Linked DNA regions of Mus musculus: region 2 is linked to region 1. Evidence: chromatin loops called from intact Hi-C (ENCODE). Cell type or tissue: left cerebral cortex. All regions are shown on one strand. Each heading gives the region's core, and the rest is flanking DNA. Links, peaks and the distances in the headings are about the cores only.

Region 1 (7,817 bases), core at 2,077-4,576:
GAAAACAACACTAGGCTTGGAGCAGGGAGCCATAACTTCCCTTGTTAACCACACTAGGCACAGCACTTCTCCGGAGTAAGACCCAAGCATCTGCATGGCCGCCTTCAGGCACAAGGGACCTTACAGAGCCATTTCTATAATGTACGATGAGCAACGTCCGACGCCCAGAACACAAATCAATCCCTTACCCTCTGCACAGACAAGCAAACCTTGATGTCCTTTCTAAATAGCTCGTTTTTTTCAAATGGTTGTGAATTCAGCAAGCAAACCTAGATTAGACTGAGGCCAGGGTTCTCTGAATACCACTGACAAGCCTTGAGAACCAGGCAGGTCACTGCTGTCTTGGAATTGGATTTCTTTTATTTTCTTTTGTTAAGGCTTTTTCCCCGAGGTTTTTATTATGTGTAGGTATGTGTGTCTATGTGTGGGTGCAGTTGAGCACAGATGACTTGTGGGAACCAGAGGTGTCAGATCCTCTGGAGCTAGAGTTACAGATGGTTGTGAGCTACCTGGTGTGGGTGCTAAGCACTGATCCAGGTCTCTGGAAGAGCAGCCAGGTGTTCCTGGTCTAGTCGGTGGGCTTCTTAACTGTGCATGGGAGAAGCCTGCCCTAGGTTGCCCACAGGGCTTTGGTTAGCATCTTGTTTGATGGTCTAAGAAAGAATTTGCTGTTAACTATTCTATCAGTGTAAGCTACTTGGACACATTTGCCTGTGTTAAAACATGACTTCTGTACCTTCAGTTCCATAGGATAAAGACAACCGGAAGGGTTCCAAGGACCTTGGTGCAGGCTGGGAGGTGGGAATGAGCACTTTGGGGACAAGAGTCCTGTTTGGTCATCAGGTGTGACCCAAAGTCAAGTCTTTTCTGCAAGGATAGAAATCTAACGTCGTTCCAGAGAGGGAAGGACGTTAGGTCATCTACAACACGAAGAGATAAAAACGAGAGGAAGAGCAGAACCAGGCTCCATTAAGGGAAGAGATGGACAGCAAACGGCAGTTTGCCGACTACAGGATACTGTGGATTTTAATAACGTGGACATGAAAGAAGATTTTGTTTGCTCACAGGGAGGGGTCCTGCTCTTGCTTTAACAAAGCTCAATGTGTGTCCATTTTAAAGTTATCACCTGAACAGCTTTTTTTTTTTTTAACTATAGATAAGGTTAATTATTGGTAAACACTATTGCTTCATGACTTCAACAGATTACATCTTGAGACAAGAAGGTATAAGAGCTGCAGGACTCTAACGTAGGCCCACTCAAGCTGAAGAAGGCAGGGTTCTCGGAGTGTTGCTTCCAATCAGGTAATCTTCGCCGTAGCAGGGACAGGGGGCTTTCTGTGAACGCCTGTTATTCTCTGCTAGCTACCCAGTGGGTCAGAAACGACAAATCACAGCGTCATCGCTCCTGCTGGGGAGTTTGTTACAGTAATGTTTGATTTAAATTGTTAATTTTTACAAAATCATCATTATTAATGGATGTGCGGGGATGCACCCTTGCGTGCATGCGTGCGTGCGTGCGTGGCGAGCTTTGTGGAGTCAGTGCACTGTGAGCACTGTGAGCTCATCTTCACGTGGGTCCCAGGGATGGAACTCAGGTAAGTCATCCGGCTTGCACAGCAAGCCCCTTTACCTTCTGAGCCCTTTGCTTAGCCCTGGGTTCTGTGTTTTCTTGCTGCTCTGTTGAAAGAGAGTTAGTTGGCTTTGGCGTCCAGCAGTAGTGGGTTCCGTGGTGGTGTGAAACTGGTCGCTGTGAAACTTAGGGACCGTCACAGAAGAATCTCTCTCAATGGATGTCAGTTTGTTTGACCCTAAAGCGGTTCTGTTACTGACACTTGTCAGTGCAGTCTGATTGTGGAGGTCAAACGAGATGTTAGGGCCTCACCAGATGTTTAAGACTCATTCAGAGTAAGGGAAGAAATGCGGACCTCCTTCCTCCAGTCAGTCAGGCCTATAGTTGAGCCGCGCCATTGGCATTTCAAAGGACTTTGAAATCCCAGGGTACATTTGAAAGAACTCCTCAGCAAAAATAAATAAATAAATAAGTCAAGGTTCATATGATAATTTAAAAAACAATAAAAAAGCAAAGAAAAAGAAGGGGTGCCCCCTCTGTGAATGTCAGACCAAAGTGCTCACAGGGCTGCAGATTAGAGTTTCCAGAAGTCTCCATTTTAGTTACATCGGCCCTCCTAAGCCATCAATTATTTGATATTTTATTATTATTCTTTTATCATAAAGCATTGTTAAATAAGAACTCAATGAATTCTTCATTTATCATAGTTTTGTTTTTTGGAGATTTTTTGTTTGTTTTGTTTTTTGAAAACAACTATTGCTTAGAATTGTAGGAAAGCATAATTAAGAATGGAAGGGTGTGTGGGTGACTACACTAACCTAATACCACAGTGGTGGTTAATGTTTCTCATAGAAATTCCAAAGATTATAAAGGAGAGCATGCATAGGACAAAGGCATTTTAAAAACCTGAACATGACTTCTGTGAAGAGATCCAGCGAGGCCCAGAGCTCAGCACTTGGCAAAGGGGCAGGGACTACTTCGAGGAAGCAAACAGAAGTGGAGCTTTTGGGTGTCATGTTGAACCCCTACAGCTGTTGTTTGTCCCCCTTCAGAGTGGAAAAAAAATCATAAATGAGAGAAAATATGAACTGAGATACACTGTTAGTAACTTCACTAGGAGGTATAAATATACAAAAAGCAGTCTCACAAATCATCAAAAAGAAAAAATCCAACATGTAGAAAAATGTACGAAGCTATGAACTGATAAATCACAAACGAAATGTTAAAAAGTGTATCATTTTTATTTATATAATTTACAAGTAGATAAAAATTATATCACTTATGCTCCATTTTGTTGGTAGCTTTTAAATAGGGGCAAAAATGTCTTTTTAAATACCAAACTGAGTAAAAAGCACTTTCTGACAAACTTTAGCATCATGGAGTAGGAGGGCAGCAGTCTTGAGTTCCCACGAAGGAGTGAGCAGGCAAGCCTGCCAGGAGACAGCGGCCTTCCTCTGCAAACGCAGCAGAACACGTGGGTTCACACCAAACAGAAGAGAAAGCAGGCAAAGAGCCTGGCTGCAAGAACGTTCTTTGTAGCCGGCTTGGTACCAGGCAGGGTGACTCTAGGCTCTGCAGGCTCTTGCCCAAACTGCTTGTCTCTGGGAGATGAATCACTTCTTATCTCCTGGTCTGTGTTGATGTTTTAATGACTTATAAGTTTTTTGATAATGAAAGAGGAGACCAGCAAAGATTCTTTTTTTTTTTCCTTTTCTTTGTTTTAAGTGATGTAACCAAGGTTTAAGAGTCAGAGCTGGTGACATGAGCTAATGACTCCCAGTCCCTCTAAACCCAATGCTTTCTTATCTGTAACTGTATTGGAGCCATCTGTTTACCTTCAACATTAAAAAAAAAAAAAAAAAATCCCAGTGTTGGAATCCCTTTCTTTCATTTACTGGACTTGAGGAGGCCTAGTATCCCCTGTGAGAAAACGTGCCCAGGTCGCCCTCTGCTGACTGTCCTGGAGACAACTCGGGAACTCTGGGTAGTTCAGGAACTGCTCAACACTTCTGCCCCTGTCCTTAGGACTCTGGCATTGGTCCAGAGGGCTTGCAGGGAAAAATAAAATTCCACAATGTCTGCAATCCCTACATTAAACTTGAGATTATCTTCATTGTAAAATGCTAATCTACCTGACAGTATTTTGACGTGGTAGCTAAATCCCAGCATCTTTCTCACTGCTCCAGATTGCAGGTCTAGGAGAATCCAGAAAAAAGAGAAGAAAAGAAAAGAAAAAAACTGGAACGGGCTCTGAGGGCCTTGAAATCAAAGCATTGAAGTATCATCTCCATCGAAAGAGGAAGATGGCTTCCAAAGGCGTGCGGCTACTCTTACTGCTGAGCTGGGTAGCTGGCCCCGAAGTCCTGAGCGGTAAGTTCAGTCAGTTATTGGAAGGCAGCCACAGGTAGTAAGTACACAGTGCACATAGTATGCCATCCACTCACCTGCCCAGGCATTCCAGGAAAGCATATCAAGATGAGAATGCAAAATCAGGTGGCCGTCAGAGAAGAGCCAGTCTGAGACGGTTGGAAGCCACCCTTAAGTCAAGGGTTGCAGAATAAAGATTTTGAGTTTGTTGTGAGCGATAGAGAGCCTGTTTCAAGAAGCCAACAGGCCTCAGGCTGTCTGTAGCTCATAGCTATAATCACAATGTCCAACCATTTATGCACTGTTCTCGTGTTTGAGCATATTACAAAGTCCTGTTTACCAGGGACCTGCAAAGCTAGTTAGAGAGATGACTATTGTACACTCATAGCACAAGGACAGGGAGCGTGCCAGGGACACTGTGGAATCTGCAGCAGAGAAAGGAGGATGAAGAAGGTTTGAGTGTGTTGAGGAGAACCACCACGGACTATCCGGGATGGAAAGAGATGCAATGTGGGGTCCTCTGATATAAATGCTCCGTTGAATCTGAGAATGACAAAAGTCACACTGATGCCCAGCTCCTAGCTTGGTCATCTCCCACAGTACCCCACAACCTCACTGGGAGTTGGAGGAGGCAGGACCTCTGAGAAACAAGAGTTGCTTGTTTGAGCATTAGTTCTGTCGAGGGAAGAGGCCACTAAAAAGATCTGCTGAGGCCTAGAAGTTCTCGAATGGACTTTGCCAAGGGGATGAATGAATGCAAGGAAGTGTGGGGAGAGGTGGAGCTTTTGGGGCATCGGTTGAAGGCTGTGTTTTTGCCGTGGCCTACCCTCCACGTGGCCTTGTATGATACTCTGCCCCTGACTCCACACTTGTCTCAGCTACCAGCTCTCTGTGTCTGATTTCTCAGGACCCAGGGAATTCAGCCACTGCCCCTGCACCCTGCAAGAATGCAGAGAACACTGGAAACTGTCCCCAGTCCCTGCTGCCTTACAGCCGTGTCTGTATGCTCCTTGGGGGCTGCCCTGACCTCTGGCTTCCTTTAAGAGCTTGACACTGACCCTGGCTATCTTCTGGAGAATGAGATAAGACTTCCCAACCTCTTCCCAGGACTTCACTAATCTCCTTGGGTCTCTCCCCAGGAGGAGACTAGAGCCAAAACATATAGCACGGGTCCTTCCATGGCTCTTTTCCAGACAGATCTTCCTCCCAGCTGTAGAAAACCTTTTTGTTTATTGCTGCATTCATGAGAACTGTGCTTAGGACAGATCCCATATATATATATTTGCACAAAAGCTTGTGGAAAAAAAAAGTCTAATCTTGCATTTAAAGTAGATGTGGAGAGCTTAGAAACTGATTTTTTTTCTTTCAACGGAGGCTGATGGCCAACATCATAGCTCTGTTGTCTGAGCAATGGCTCCTTGCCCTGGCCTGTGGGGCTCAATGAAGAGAAACAGAGAGACATTTAGACACAATGAAAACTGCACTGGCTAATATTTTTCAGAAATACTCCACCTTGTTATCATAACAATGGTGCTGGTTTCTCACAGCTACAATTCTAGCTGAGTCTGGTTCTGCATGTCTGGAATTTTGGCTACTCAGGAGAACAGTGCAGCATGACCTCAGAGCCCTGACCTGCCTGGGCGACACAGAGTTCAAGGCCAGTCTTGGAAGCTTAAACAGGCTCTGCTTCAGGTTTAAAAGAGAAAAGAAGAGAAAAGAAAAGAAAAGGAAAGGAAAAGGAAAAGAAAAGAAGCCTAGGGCTAGCCTGTAGATCTACAGCTCTGTGGCAGGACTTTCCCACCATGCACCAGACCAGTCCCCAGTATCACACAAGAAAGCTATAGTTCTAACCAGCTGTCATTTATTTAGCAATTATTTTGTGCTAGGCGGCGTGCTAACCACTGTGTTTGCATTAGGTATGCATTATCCCACCAGCTCTCCAGGCAACCCTGTGGGGAAAGTGTACATCAGTTCACTGTGCAGACAAGAAGTCAGAGTTGTACGAAGGTTAGGAGATTAGAAAGACCACTAAAGATAGAGAGCCTGGTGCGAGGACCTGTCTCTTGTCACCCCATGTGCAGCAATGAGGAGACTTGGCACCTGTGGCAGAGATGTGAAAAGACTCTAGGCTGCTGAGAACGCAGCGGCTCCTCAGAAGTCCCACTCCACTCCTGTCTCGTGGCCTTAACAGGTTTTCTTGTCCGTACCACGAGTGCCCATTCCCATCTGTCTGAGACAGTCTGGCTATTAAGTAGGACAGCCCGAATAAATATGAGTGGCTTGCAGGTTTTTGTTTTTTAAACATAGCTTGAGCATGACTAAGCCGGCTAGAGTCCCAACTCAGAGCCACACTGTCTAGACCATAGCTTCTCTTTTTCTTATTTGCTGTGGGAGTGTGAGGCGCAACAACTTCTTTCTGCCTCGTTTCCTCATCTGGGACGTGGTGGCAATATCAGGAACTATATAATGGGGGTGAGGGTGGGTTCTAGAGTATAAACTGCCCAGAGAAGGACCTGGTACCAAGGAATGCTGGGTAAACCCGAGGCACAACGGCGCATGGCCTCAGTTGGAAGCATTTCTAAGTGTTCCCACCAGGGGGCGCATGTCGGTAGCTGCAACAATGCAAGGCTAAGGTGAGAAAGAACGATGGAGAAAAGCAGAGGGGAGGAAAGAATCGAGGAGGAGCGCACAAAGGCACGGAGAAAAACAAAAGAGATAGGCGAATTGAAAATACGCCATGGGCTGAGGTCTTGGGTTGAATAAAAAAGAAAAAAATAAGTTGAATGTCAATATCTATCTGACTGTGGCTGCTGACCGGATACAACATGACCGCCACCGCTACCTCTTGCTCCTGCAGCGTTGCCCTTCCTGCTTTGAAGGATCGAATCCCGCCAAGCTACAAACCAAATAAACCCCTTTCTCCTCCAGCTGCATTTGTCAGGTATCTGGTCACAGCTGTGAGAAAAAGATGACCAATACGCGTTCCTTCCCATTTGTTAGCTCAGTGATTATCCTTCACTCACAGATCTGCTCACACACACAATAGAGCTAAATCTGTAAGAGCCTCGTGCTCCAGATCAGCTGGCACTGGTGCCTGGGAGATTGTAGCTAGAGAGGGCAAGAAGATGGAGCCAAGAAAGCACTTCAGTGCTAAGGAGCTGGCAGCAAGGCTCAGTTGGTAGAAGGTGTGCCTAGCTTGCATGAAAACCTGGCTTTGACCCTCCACTGTTTTGTAAAATCAAATGATGGCAATGCCTATACTCTCAGCACAAGGAGCCACAGGCAGGAGAGTCAGAGGTTCAAAGTCATCCTCAGCTACTTTGTGAGTTCAAGGCCAGTCTGGGCTGCATGAGACTTTGTTTCAAAGGAAAGAAAAGGGAGGGGGGAAAGAGAGAGATGGAGGGGGGAGTTGACAGGGAGGGAGGAAGAAAGAGAGAGAAGGGAGAAGAGAGAAGGGAGAGGGGAAAAGGGGAGAGGTAGATAGATAGAAAGAAAGGAAGAAAGGAAGAAAGAAAGAAAGAAAGAAAGAAAGAAAGGAAGGAAGGAAGGAAGGAAGAACACTAAGGAGCAGGGAACCTGTCTGAAATCAGTGTGAAAGCCCTGGAGATTTACAGGGAGCAAATGAAACAGAACAAAGAGTGCCACGCAGTCATCTGACTGGGAAAAGGTCAACACACTTAAACAGCTCTAGTCTGCCCACATCACCGTGGAAGACCTTTGCAGTGGTCTAGAGTGTAGGTGTGCAGCCACATTGTCACAGGGCTCGGATTGCTAGCCTGGTTGCCCCTTGGCCATCAGCCCCTCTTCACTTCTCCTCGTCTCTTCTTTATCAATTTCCAGTAAGAAACTGGAGCCTTCCTGAGTCACAGTCTCCTTTGCC
Region 2 (7,817 bases), core at 2,351-4,850, 160 kb before region 1:
ATATGTGTTATCATGGAAGCAGACCTTAAAAACAAAAGATTTGGGTTTTTGTGAAGCAGTTTGAAAGAATAGGCATTTTCATTTTTTAAAAGTCCAGTGAATCCAAGCAATGGGGAGATCACAGCTCTCGGTGAGGCGTGTGTCCCTGTGACTCCAGGGCTCTGAACAGAACTGAGGGCACCTGTACAATTTCAGAGCAACTGTTGGAGATTGTTTGGTCCAGCATCTTACTTTTAGAAAATGCTTGGGGCTCTTGGAAGGCCAGAAGAGCGCATCAGAGTCCCTGAAGGCAGAGTTACAGAGGGTTGTGAGCTGCCAGGTGAGTTCCAGGAACTGAATTCTGGTCCTCTGCTTGAACAGCAAGTGCTCATAACCACCGAGCCCTCTGCCCAGAACCAAGCATCTTCTTTTTAACACAAGGGAGACTGAGGATCAGAGAGGTAAAGTGATTTGTTCAAGGTAACATGTCCAGCAGCAGAGCCAAGGCTAGGCTGAGGAAAGGGCTGTGGGTCAGCAACTTTACCAGAGAGATCTGGGGCCATCCTGGAGCCCTTGGCCAAACATTGTAAAAACTTTAATATTCATTTAGATAGACAAAAGGTCACAACCGTTGGACACACATGGCTATGTACGTTTGCACACATGTTTTATATGTGACAGACTTGGATTGTGAGTGTTTACCCACACGTGTATACACTTGTGAATGCACCCATGCCCTCAGAGTCTCCCATAGAACCGTCCTGAAGGCTGCTGGGCAGTGCTGAGGAGAGTGTGGGTCCATCTGTAGTGGCTTTGCCCACATCTCTAGTCAGTGAAGCACCTTTCCAGAAATGATGTAGAATGTCTGTGGCATGGACCATGATAGTTCCTGCTGTAGACTGTCTTTGCTTACACTTGTGACCTTGGCCTTGGGCTCCATCTGGAAGCACAGATCAGCCTGGGCCGGTCAGCTCTGGCTTTGCTGTGCTTGCTGCTACTGCCCCACAAGTGTCTCTGCACTTCCCTTTGCCTTCGCTTTGGGCACAGTGGAGTGGTAAGTTCAGCGTGTCTGTTGGATGTTTAGTTTCTGTAGTATGAAAGGCCACAGACCACTATAAAGTCTCAGATAAGTTTTACTCCCAAGAATTGATCTTCCTCCCTCCCCCTGATAGGCAATGACTCTGTTTTTAAGAGGAGTAGTTAGGAACCATAATTATTTTGCAGATGTCTACTGTTTTAGGTATTTATTTATTTATTTATTTAGGTGTTGGCAACCAATCTGGAGTCTTGCTGTTGTCAAATGCTCTACCTCTGAGCTATGCTCCCAGTCTTTGTTTTTCTCTATACAGATGGTGTGGCATTGGGCTGTCTTTCTGAAATTAAGCATACTTCATAATAACTGCTTCTCAAGTGGCCTGGTTTCTATAACCCTGTTTTGTTTTTTGTTTTTGTTTTTGTTTTTGTTTTTTTTTTGTTTGTTTGTTTTGTTTTTCTCCTTCTCTTTCTTTTGCTCTGGTCTTGGGAGTTAAACCTAGGGACTCACACAGGGGACTCGAGGGTTCTACCAGCTGAGCATTATTATCTCTTGCAGAAATGGCCTTATTTGCAGTGAACAAGAGTTCACCTAAACTGTAAGCCTTTTGCCTTTATGATGTCAGTGGTGTCCTGCCCTCGAGCAAGTGTCAGCAAACTTCCTTAAAAATGCTAGATATCACATCTTTTAGGCCAAGAGTCAAGCTGACAGTTCTGTGTCACTTTATGCCCATTTAAAATGCCACCAGTGACAGTTCCTGAGCTGATGATCCAAACATAGATGGTGGAGTGTGCCAGCCCACCTTAGGGCTCAGGAGCCATTGGAAAGCTTCCTGTTTCCCCAGAAGTGCCAGATGCCAGAAAGCCACTGTTTCTGCTGTTTGTTCTTGATTTAATGTGCAATGATGTTCTTGAAGCAGAGGAGCTGAGATCACAACAGTGAACTACCCTTGATCCCTCTGCTGCCCGCTTTTGGTCGATGCCATCTCTGGCTGAGGTGATGTGTGCTAGTTACAGCCAGGGTTTCTACTAAATTAACGAGGAACATCATTCAAAGAAGTGAACACCACTCATTTTTCTTTGGCAATTAATTGTTCTCATTACCATCAAAGTAATAAATGTTAGTTGGTGTAAATGCCATAAAAGTTATCTTTTGTGTGGACAAGTTTTGGGGTTGGGTGTTGTGACAGTGGTGGTTTAATAGTCATGTTTGCTCTTAAGAGCATCTTGAGAGGCTTGCAGGTAAATCTGGCAGAGCTGGTGCTGCCTGGTGTCTGCTTCTGGGCACAGCAATGCAGTGTGAGCCTCTTACATGGGCACTGCAATCAATTTCTGTTGTATGTGACAGTCAGAGGGTTTATGTGCAGCAGATATGCACTCTGAAAGCTGAGTAACACACACACACACACACACACACACACACACACACACACACATATATATTAGGAAAATGTGATTTAAAGAAATCTATTCCATATGGGGTAGGGCAGCTTTGAATAGCCTTGGGTTTATGAAGGTTAAGAGGTAGGTGCTTTGTGTATCAAGAATCTTAATTAGCTTAAAGATCCTTTAGGTAAACAGCTCAACCCAGTGGTTCCCAAACTTCCAGTGTAATTGAAGTCTGGAGCCTTTAAGTTGTAAAGATTATGTGGACCCTTGCATCTTGCCCTTTGGCATCCGTTAAGAATTTGAACAGCTGAATGGCTTCCATATGCTAGTCACTGTGTTTGGCACATAGGGTATAGTAGAGAATAACTCTTGTCTATTAGAGAAGATAAATAATTGTAGTAAAGGTTAATGCACTGTGTCAGATTTATGGGAACATAAAGTGGGGATGTCCCTTCCAAACCTTCTCTTTCCCTTTCTCTCCTCCCTCTTCCCCTTTCTTCTCCTTCCTGTATCTTCCCCTCCTCTCCTTCTTTTGGGGGTGGGGACAGGGTCTTATTGCCTGAGCCTCTCGAGTGTGCTTACAGGCAGCATGAGGCTGCCAGCAGGAAATAACGTTTAGGCAGAGGCTTGGAGGAATTTTAGGGCATGGTTGTGACAGAGGGTGGAGAGAGTGGGGGCTTTGTGACTGACGTGTGCACAGGTCTGGCAGGAGGCGTGTTGGATTGTAGCATGTTCTTTGAGCTGGAGGAAGCTGAGCACAGAGAACGTACAGTGCATGAAGAAAAGCTACATTGAAACCGTTGTTTCAACACAATGCACCAGGTCAAAGTCTACAAGGAATTCAGGCATCTTCCCAGGGCTTGGGAATGATGCACAGTGCAGGAGCAAGGTCTGCCTCCATCAGCAGTAATATGGAAGTCACCCAGATAGACCGTTAGGTTAATCGTAACAGCATCTTATATACATTCAAATGTGGACCAGATAGAACTTAGTGGTGTAAGGAGTGCTTGTCAGGATTACAGCCCCTGGCATGCTGCTGCAACACAACACTTAGAGCACGCATCTCCTTCTCTCAGACAGTTTGTCTGTTATGGTGAAGGGTGTGATAAGAGCCGCTCTGTGATGTTTTAGTCACATTCTAATATTTTTCAGGGTTCAGGGCACATGGTAAAGGACTGATTATTTCTTCTGCTACATCAAGGACACAAGCCTCAGCACTGTCTGTGTGTCCCGGTTCCATCATTCAAGGCTGCTGAAGAGCCTGGGCACTCCGCTTGTTCTCAGAGCTCTGATGAATGCGCTGAGACTCTCTGCTGGAAGATAAGGGCGCTCACGACATTCCATTGTAAATAAAGCATGTGTTCCCATCTCCTCACTCCTTATACCAGCCTCCTACAGAGGGTCGAGTTGCTGTGAATGAGTGGGTCTGAGGTCGTGCCTCTTCAGCCTCTTCAGTCTGGATGTGTTAGCATCAGTGTGCTTGTTGCTTTATTCAGATGAGGGGGTGGAAAAACCTGAGCACCTGTGAACCAAGCGAGGTGGGGCTCCAGAAGACGAGCCCTGGCCTCCCGGCTCCCATGTCGGTTTTTTCCTGTGGGAAACTTTTAATTTGGAAGCATTCAGCTAATGTGGGAATCAAGATTAACATTTTCTGAAATACTTGTACAAGAAAGGCAGAAACGTGCTGTCCAGGAAGCAGATTTACATAGTAGAAAAAAATGCCTGCCTTGCAGGGTTTGGTAGTCTTTGTGTGTCAGATGTGAGTGTGTGTGTGTGTGTGTGTGAGAGAGAGAGAGAGAGAGAGAGAGAGAGAATGTGTGTGTGAGAGAGAGTGTGTGTCTCTCTGTGTGTGTGTGTGTGTGTGTGTGTGTGTGTGTGAGAGAGAGAGAGAGAAAGAGAGAGAGAGAGAGTGTGTGTGTGTCTGTGTGTAGGGTTGATTATATACAGGTCTTTGTTTCCTTTACATCAAACCAAGAAGGCCCTAGAAAGCATGTTTTACCACAAACAGCCTGTTTGGGGCTCCACTCTGCACACCAGCGCTTCCCCTTCTTACTAAGGAAGGTGTACTGTTTCTTTCTCTGGTTTTCTTTATTTCCCTTTCATTTCTGGAAGTAGCAGTGGGGAATGAGTGGGAGTGGGAACATGGGAAGATGCATGTGATATGATATGCAGCTTCCATTTTCTCTAATTACTAGGATGTTAACTAAGTCTGTGCTTAAAACAAAACAAAACAAACAAAAAACAAACCACAGCAACAACAAAACAGTCAGCAGTGAGCACAACCCATTTAGTTTCTTTTGCATAGAGTCACAGAGTTAAGAGGCTGAAGGTCTAGTGAGATGTGGGGCTGAAGTTCTTGAAATGAGGGCCATGTCAGGTTGCCCAGTGGCCTGGGCTATTGAGTACAGCAGGGGCATTTTAGGCTGGAGTCTGAATGCTTTGGGGCATCTAGATGTTTTCAGCCTGGCTTTGGGAAAGTTAAAAGGGAACTTTCACTGGTTACGCTAGCTTCGCCTGTTAGCAATTAATTTTATCTACTTTAACAGGGGAACAGGAACAGGGTAGGGGTGGGTGGCGGTGGCAGGAAACCTGGCTGGCATCATGGTCACAGGAAAGAACAGACTGATTTGGGGCCCTTCAAACTGTAGACCTTTGTTACTGACCAGTGTTTAATTTGGTTTGTGGGTTCTGTTAGCTCCCACCCCATTCACCTTAATGGCTGTCTCCGTCCTGGGCTCAGCAGAGGCTGGCTGCTGCTGTAGAGTGGAGGGCTGAGAGGCCCAGGGCAAGAAGAAAGTGGGCTGAAAGCTGCGTTCTGTTTAAAGAATTTTCTGCTGGAAACCAGCCCAGAGGGAGTCAAGAGGAGCTTTAATGAGGAGCAGCTGCGCTGCGATCAGCCCACAGGAGACATTTTCCCTCCATCCCACATTCTGCACAGGTTTTGAAAACTCAGGATTTTGAAATTGCTGTTGTGTGAAGAATGCCCCTCCCTCTTGCGTGTGGTGGGGCTTTTCTTTGTTGTTGTTTTTAATGACCAGATCCTCACCAAAAGTAAAAATAAAACTCCTAAAAACAAAACCAAAAGGGTTGCAGTAGAGCCTGGGCACAATTTGGGCTCACCCTGCTGCTGAACATTTGGTGGGGAAAGTGGGGGAGCAAGCCCTGGGGTTTAGTTGGAAGAGACGTTGTTTCCTTCTCAGACTTCACCCGTGTTGGAGCTGACAGAGCCTCTCACTGCTCTTGGCGTTTCTCTCGATGGGTGGCTATTCACGTGGGAAAGTTTTCTGCCCTGTATTACTGGGGAGACAGCTATTGCAGATAGACTATAGGTGGGAACTGCCATTCACGTCCCTGCCTCATGTCAAGAATGCAGGCCTGTGAGAGGCAGGGGCTGTTTCAGCGAGGGGGGCTGTACTGGAATCCTTTCGGATGGAATCTTTTCTACTGCGTTTCTCTCTTTCCTGCCTTCACCCTGTTCCACCATGTGCATGTGAAATGAACAGTAGGTTCTTTTGTGTCATCAACAGTAGACTTTTAAGAACTAGGTAATGGATGTAGCCGTGGGGACCAGGCAGCAAGCACCTGCCTGTGTCTGTGGCCTTGCCTGCTGTGCTCATCTCTAAGGACAGAATAAGACCCGTGGCTGCCTGGTTCTGCTGTCTTTTACTTAGCATAATATTTCCAGTGTTGTAGGATGTGACAGGAGTCTATCTCTTTTCACAGACAAATAATATTTTATTGTGTGGATATAATGGCTTTTATTTCTCTACTCATCAGATGGTGGGCATTCGGGCTATTTCTACCTTCAGCTATTATGAGTCATGCTGGCATGGACATATGGACGAACTTTTTTTTTTTTTAATGAAGAGTGCTAGTATGAACATATACTTTTAGTTACTGTGGTGTGTGTGTGGGGGGGTGGGGGGGGCAGAATTTTAGAGAAAGATGTATCTTATAATGGAAAGACCAAAGAATGTTAAAGCAGCAAGCCAGTAGTTTTACTTAAAAAGTACATTTGCTACATAGTGTTCTCAGTGCTGTGATGATGTGAAGACCCCAGGAGGGCAGGCACTCATACTGAGTCTGTGTCAAAGAGAGGGGGCCAGTGCTGTGCTCCCGAATCCATGGTGAGCCAGCTCTGCAGTCCAGGCGGCTGGTTCTGGGGCACAGGCTCAGCAGCACCAAGTGACCACTTAGTAATGGAAGTGTAGTCAACATAGTAAAGGCCTGCCACGGGCGTGTGTTGGTGCAAGCAGGGCCTGGTGATTGCCTCTTCGGAATATTTTAGAAATGCTTATGGCATTCGATAGAAATCACCTTAAGGTGCCTTAAGGTTCTGCTATTCAGGGATGCGTGGAGGTGGGAAAAGAGCCAGTAACAAGATGTCTGGCCTGAGGCTTTAAAGATGATCTGAATTGCTATCAAGAGGGAAACTGTGAACATGAGTGATAAGCGTTACAGGAATTCGGTTAACAAGACTTGTCAGACACAGCAATTATATATAACTTCAAGGGATTAAATAAAAGTCGAATTATGACCCCTAGAAAATTGGAAGAGCTGAAGTTTCATGGAAAAATGATGTTTTCCTAATGTTTGTCTTTAAGTCATTGGCAGGACATAGTATGATAGGTGAATGGTTTAGAAAGCTAAACTGGTGCCCTAGAGTGGTGTCCTTTGGCATCTTTTGTGTTTAAATCATTGTAAAATGACAAACATTAAATGTATAGTAGAGAGAAGAGCAGTGTGGCCCAGAGTTGAATTGAAAATGACCATGATGGAAGAGGAAAGAGGTAGACTAACTTTGCCAGGTCTTGTGAGAGACATGGTCACATTCCAGATGGTGCGGGAAGTGACCCGCACAGCTTCCAGTGGGAATGGGGACTCACTTATAGTGAGCAGAGAAGTGTCAGCTAAGCCTGACCAAGTCGGAACTCTCAGAAGGTGATCATGGAGCCTGCTGGGCTGCAGGCTGTGTTCTGAGAACTGCGGACGGTGTGGATGGAGAGAAAGAGGACTGTCTGCCCAGCGTCCGAGAAGCCTGTTTGTGCACAGGATGCCTCCATAGAAGGAAAGGGCAGAGGGACTTAGTTGAAAAGGTAAGTTAGAAGAGACCTGCATATATTTTAAGCTAAACACAAAGACACAGAGGAATGGTAAACTCAGGACATTTTAATTAGGAAATTGGATCTTCACCAATAAGAAAGTCTAGTTTCATATAAAGCGAGGTGGTTCTGCCCATGGGCTTTAGAGGCCTCTTTTTTTTGTTTGTTTCCATTTTATTTGATGTTTCCAAACGTAAAAAAGAAAGTCAAGATTCTTACAATTCTTACAACAGTTCGAATACAACCCTCTCAGATGAGACCATGCAAAGCAATTCTTGTACACATACCCTTTTCTCTCCTTCACCTTTGCTGCTT

The links. Hi-C counts contacts between places; a loop is a spot of excess contacts. Peaks named below come from ENCODE experiments on the same cell type or tissue, not always from the same donor. Only the 100,000 strongest peaks of a DNase experiment are listed, where the experiment ranks them.
Region 2: a loop joins it to region 1, with 2.4 times the contacts of the local background. A loop is called at or near these places in 4 of 42 quality-filtered maps.

The regions. Positions count from the first base shown.
Region 1 is chr3:98,220,901-98,228,717 of GRCm38, forward strand. It overlaps Reg4 (regenerating islet-derived family, member 4), which reads left to right and starts at 1,256. Exons shown (of 6, transcript NM_026328.2): 1 at 1,256-1,302; 2 at 3,757-3,940. The coding sequence starts at 3,874. In left cerebral cortex, for the core only: a CTCF peak has its summit at 3,527 (motif pointing left); DNase peaks (open chromatin) are centred at 3,033, 3,526 and 3,892.
Region 2 is chr3:98,058,371-98,066,187 of GRCm38, forward strand. The region is part of intron 2 of Notch2 (notch 2); the gene reads left to right. Among named protein-coding and RNA genes, the nearest start is that of Gm40103, 36 kb to the left of the region's middle. In left cerebral cortex, for the core only: no CTCF peak of the experiment used is centred there; DNase peaks (open chromatin) are centred at 3,722 and 3,938; H3K27ac peaks cover 1,034 bases.